Regions from separate parts of the Homo sapiens genome. Here region 2 is linked to region 1. Evidence: chromatin loops called from intact Hi-C (ENCODE). Cell type or tissue: dorsolateral prefrontal cortex. All regions are shown on one strand. Links, peaks and the distances in the headings refer to the core of each region. The heading gives the core; the rest is flanking DNA.

What was found. Peaks named below come from ENCODE experiments on the same cell type or tissue, not always from the same donor. Only the 100,000 strongest peaks of a DNase experiment are listed, where the experiment ranks them.
Region 2: a loop joins it to region 1, with 4 times the contacts of the local background. A loop is called at or near these places in 20 of 110 quality-filtered maps.

Annotation. Positions count from the first base shown.
Region 1 is chr6:53,634,197-53,637,115 of GRCh38, forward strand. No RefSeq gene overlaps it. Among named protein-coding and RNA genes, the nearest start is that of LINC01564, 7.3 kb to the left of the region's middle. In dorsolateral prefrontal cortex, for the core only: no CTCF peak of the experiment used is centred there; a DNase peak (open chromatin) is centred at 1,325; H3K4me3 peaks cover 792 bases; H3K27ac peaks cover 2,500 bases.
Region 2 is chr6:53,551,199-53,554,117 of GRCh38, forward strand. No RefSeq gene overlaps it. Among named protein-coding and RNA genes, the nearest start is that of GCLC, 7.6 kb to the left of the region's middle. In dorsolateral prefrontal cortex, for the core only: no CTCF peak of the experiment used is centred there; no DNase peak of the experiment used is centred there.

The DNA of each region.
Region 1 (2,919 bases), core at 273-2,772:
CAGCCACAATCAAGTCCAAAGGTTAAACATGTTTGCCTTCCTTATCTAAGGAATGAAGATGTACAGACCAATGGGAAGAACCTCATCAACTCTAAATTCTCTTTAGCAATTAGCAAATTTGCCACCTGCTATTGGTGGAATCGTGTCCCCCAAAGAGATATGTTGAAATCCTAACCCTTGATACCTGCAAATGTCACCTTATTTGGAAATTGGATCTTTGCAGATGGAATCAAGTTAAATTGAGGTCATTAGTTTGGGCCCAAATCCAGTGTGACCAGTGTTCTTATATCAGGTTGGTGCAAAAGTCATTGTGGTTTTTGCCATTACTTTCAGTTACTTACTTACTAACTACTTTCATTACCACAATTATTTTTTTCTTTTTTTTTGAGATGGAGTTTCGCTTTTGTTGCTCAGACAGGAGTGCAATGGTGCGATCTCAGCTCACTGCAACCTCTGCCTCCCAGGTTCAAGTGATTCTCTTGCCTCAGCCTCCCGAGTAGCTGGGACTACAGACACATGCCACCACGCCCAGCTAATATATATATTTATTTTTTGGTAGAGATGGAGTTCTATACCATGTTGGCCAGGCTGGTCTTGAGCTTCTGGCCTCAGGTAATCTGCCCGCTTCAGCATCCCAAAGTGCTGGGATTACAGGCTTGAGCCACTGCACCCAGCCACCACAATTACCAACCTTATAAAAAAAGAGAAATTTAAACACAGATGTATACACAGAGGAGAATGCCATGTGAAGACACAGAGACAAATAAGGAGAAGATGACCATGTGACAACAGAGGCAAAGATTGGAGTACTGTCTCTCTAAGCTAAGGATCACCAAAGATGGCTGGTAACTGGCAGAAGCTAAGATAGAGGCAGGGAACCAACTCTCCCTCACAGCTCTCCAGAAGAGACCAACCTTGATGATATCAAACTTCCAGCTTTCAGAACTGTGAAATAATAAATTTCTGTTGTTTCAAGCCACCTACTTTGTGGTAACTTTTTATGAAAGACCCAACTAACATACCACCCAGGGGCTGAAGTGAAATAACTCAAAGACATTCTGTAGCGTGTTCCCCTCAGGCCATTTTTATGAAATGTCCTGCTCCTTACTACTTAGATATCTCAGTAATGAAACAAAGTTAATGATCCTGACTGTCATCAGGAATCCATACCACACACAGGCTACCCTTTGGTTTCACTTTGATTTATCTTTTATTTGGATAATCTGGGAGTTTTAAAGTCAAATGGAGAATGATCATTTTAATACTTTTCCTCTTCTAGTTATGTGAATTCAGAGTCAATGCCCGGGGCAGTTTGGCAAGCTGTCAGTAACTGATAACATGACCGAAAAACCTGATACATCAGCTGTTGTTCTACTGTACTAGCTTCTTTGGGTACTATGAGCTCATGAAATACAACAAAGCACTGTTCTGTCTAAACTCTTCTGAATATATGGCTCATGTTCATGGAACTCCCATTGTCTTAGTCTGTGCCTGTCAAAGGGGCAATTCTCTGACATCTTTGTTTTCTTTTAGAGCGTTCTCCCCTAATTTGATCTATACTTGACAACATGGGTGTAAAGAGCACCATGTCCCTGGTATAGCAGAAGCACACACAGGCACTGCAAAAACCATTCTTCAGTGTTGGACTGTTCCAGTGGGCCTACTGTAGAGCCAAAGGCAGGGAATTTCACAGGCGGAAGAATTATAATAGCTAACATTTATTGAGTGATTCCTATGCACCAAACACTCCTTTGGGTGCTTGCTAAAGGATAACTCCTTTCATTTTGACAACAAATCTATGAGGCAGATACTATAGGTATCCTCACTTTAGAGCTAAGGAACCCGAGTTAATGTGATAAGTAAAACTTGCCAAGATCACAAGACTGGTGAGGGCCAAGATATGAGCCCTGCTGCTCTGGCTGCAAAATCTTGTCTTTAATAGTTACCCTGTTGGCTTTTTACCTGGGAAATAAACTCTCATACGTTGTAATGTTTTCCTCACCAAAACTGGTGTTTTTTTATGTCCTTTTCGGCTAATGCAAAATTTGCATCTATGTATTTGCCCAAGATGGCAGGATCATCCTTGCAGGAAAAGCACCGAATCAGACAGCCTCTGGATCCCCGCTCTAGGGGATTCATGATGTGATCATGATATAGATGTTTATATATCATGATCATTGAGCACTGTGATGTCAGAGCCTTAATCCTTTAATATAACTTTAAGTACAGACTCTTAAGCACCAAGTATGGCTAAAATACATTGCTTACTTACTATCTCGTCAGCACTGTTCCATATGCTTTAGTATAAATTATTGCCTTTAATTTTCATATTATCTCCATTTTATGGATGTGAAACTGAGACTTAAACTAAATGGTAGGCCAAGCTTGCAGAGCTCATAATGGCAGAAGTGAGATGTACTTTTATGCAGGAGATAAGAGGGGCAATGCAACCAATTCCTGATCTTAGAGAACTGGCTACCAAGTACAGGAAGAAAAATCTGCATAGGAATAGAAGAAAATTTGATAGCTAATATTTATTAGATATTTCCATGTGCCATCAAGTGTACTTTACATGATTATCTTTTTAATTTTTAAACATTAAAAAATTGATAAAAATTACATATTATTGTATATATTTTAAAAACATGTTTTGAAATATGTGTACGTTGTGGAATGATTAAATCAAGCTAATTAACATATGCATTACCTCATGTATTTATCATTTTTTTGAGATAAGAACACACAATCTACTCTCAGTGATTTTCAAGCGTAAACAATACATTATTATTATCTGTAGTCACCATGTTGTACAATAGATTTCTTGACTGTATCCCTTCAATGAAATTTTGTATGTTTTGGCCAACATTTCCACAAATCCCACTCCCCTGCCACCACCAAGTCCCCAGCCCCGGTAGTCAC
Region 2 (2,919 bases), core at 189-2,688, 83 kb before region 1:
GCCTAATTATAACATCCTCCCTTTGGATTTCAGGCACAGCTGACCAGCATTAACATTGAAACAGACCTGAAGACTGACTAAACAGGTTCTTTGGAACAATAAAATACCAACATGATGGATAATAGGCCCTGAAGAAATCAAGTATTTTATCTTAAAATACAGTTCTTTGACATATTTTGAAATGGCCCTGCAAAGCTGTTTCTTGTGGGGAAAATCTACATCCTGTAGAGAATCCCCTTCCCTTTCCAGGTCTTTTTCCTGATCCAGAAGAGAATTAACGGAGTCTGGCACCTTTTTAAGTCTCCCAACAAACATTTACAGTCTATTCTCTTTGAAGCCTGCTACCTGGAGGCTTCATCTGTATAATAAGAACCTTGGTCTCCACAACTCCTTAGTTAACCCAGACACTCCCTTCTATCGATTCTAGGTCCTTAGGTAAACTCAACCAATTGCCATTCAGAAAACCTTTGAATCCACCTATTCAAATATTAGCGGGGACCTGGAACTGACCCTCTGATACGGTTTGGCTGCGTCCCCACCCAAATCTCAACTTGAATTGTATCTCCCAGAATTCCCACCTGTTTTGAGAGGGACCCACGAGGAGGTAGTTGAATCATGGGGGCTGGTCTTTCCTGTGCTATTCTCACGATAGTGAATAAGTCTCACAAGATCTGATGGGTTTATCAGAGGTTTCCCCTTTTGCTTCTTCCTCATTTTCTCTTGCTACCACGCTGTAAGAAGTGCCTTTCACCTCCCACCGTGATTCTAAGGCCCTCCCAGCCATGTGGAACTGTAAGTCCAGTTAAACCTCTTTTTTTTTTCCAGTCTCAGTTATGTTTTTATCAGCAGTGTGAAGATGGACTAATACAGTAAATTGGTACCAGTAGAGTGGTGTGTTGCTGAAAAGATACCTGAAAAGGTAGAATCAACATTGGAACTGGGTAACAGGCAGAGGTTGGAACAGTTTGGAGGGCTCAGAAGAAGACAGGAAAATGTGGGAAAGTTTGGAGCTTCCTAGAGACTTGTTGAATGGCTTTGCCCAACATGCTGACATGTTGACAATAATGACAGCTGACAATAATGTCCATGCTGAGGTGGTCTCAGATGGAGATGAGAAACTTGTTGGGAACTGGAGTAAAAGTGACTCTTGTTACGTTTTAGCAAAGAGACTGGTGGCATCGTGCCCCTGCCCTAGAGATTTGTGGAACTTTGAACTTGAGAAAGATGATTTAGGATACCTGGTGGAAGAAATTTCTAAGCAGCAAAGCATTCAATAAGTGACTTGGGTACTGTTAAAGTTTTATAAGGGAAGCAGATCATAAAAGTTTGGAAAATTTGCAGGTTGACTATGTGATAGAAAAGAAAAAACCATCTTCTGGGGAGAAATTCAAGCTGGTGTCAGAAATTTGCATAAGTAGCAAGGAGCCTAATGTTAATCCCCGAGACCATGGGGAAAATGTCTCCAGGCCATGTCAGAGACCTTCATGGCAGCCCCTTCCACCATAGGCCTGGAGGCCCAGGAGAAAAAAGTGGTTTTGTGGGCCAGGCCCAGGGTCTCCGTGCTGTGTGCAGCCCAGGGACTTGGTGCCCTGTGTCCCAGTCACTCCAGCCATGATTGAAAGGGGCCAACATACAGCTCAGGCTGTGGCTTCAGAGGGTGGAAGCCCCAAGCCTTGGCAGCTTCCATGTGGTGTTGAGCCTATAGGTGCACAGAAATCAAGAATTGAGGTTTGGTAACCTCCACCTAGATTTCAGATGTATGAAAACGCCTGGATGCCCAGGCAAAAGTTTGCTGCACAGGCAGGGGCTTCATGGAATACCTCTGCTAGGGCAGAGCAGAAGGGAAATGTGGAGTTTAGAGCCCCCACACAGAGTCCCTAATGGAGCACTGCCTAGTGGAGCTGTGAGAAGAGGGCCACCGTCCTCCAGATCCCAGGATGGTAGATCCACTGACAGCTTGCACCATGCACCTGGAAAAGCCGCAGACACTCAATGCCAGCCTGTGAAAACAGCTGGGAGGGAGGCTGTACCCTGCAAAGCCACCGGGGCAGAGCTGCCCAAGACCATGGGAACCCACCTCTTCCATCAGCATGACCTGAATGTGAGACCTGGAGTCAAAGGATATCATTTTGGAACTTTAAAATTTGACTGCTCCACTGGATTTCGGACTTGCATGGGCCCTGTAACCCCTTTGTTTTGGCTAATTTCTCCCATTTGGAATGGCTGTATTTACCCAATACCTGTACCCCCATTTTATCTAGGAAGTAACTAGCTTGCTTTCGGTTTTACAGGCTCATAAGCAGAAGGGACTTGCCTCGTCTCAGATGAGACTTTGGACTGTGGACTTTTGGGTTAATTCTGAAATGAGTTAAGACTTTGGGGGACTGTTGGGAAGGCATGATTAGTTTTGAAATGTGAGGACATGAGATTTGGAGGGGCTAGGGGTGGAATGACATGTTTTGGCTGTGTCCCCACCCAAATCTCAACTTGAATTGTATCTTCCAAAATTCACACCTGTTTTGGGAGGGACCCAGGGGGAAGTAATTGAATCATGCTGGCTGGTCTTTCCCATGCTATTCTCGTGATGGTGAATAAGTCTCATGAGATGTGATGGGTTTATCAGGGGTTTCTGCTTTTGCTTCCTCCTCGTTTTCTTTGGCTGCCACCATGTAAGAAGTGCCTTTCACCTCCCACCATGATTCTGAGGCCTCCCTAGCCATGTGAAACTGTAAGTTCAATTAAATCTCTTTTTCTTCCCAGTCTCAGGTATATGTTTATCAGCAGCGTGAAAATGGACTAATACAGCCCCCTCACCCCGAGTTGTCTCATGTTTCCCAAGTTGTCTCACATTTTCAGGGCATGTTTCTGGACTGAACCACCATCTTTCATGTACTGATGTCTTACATCCACCTAAAATGT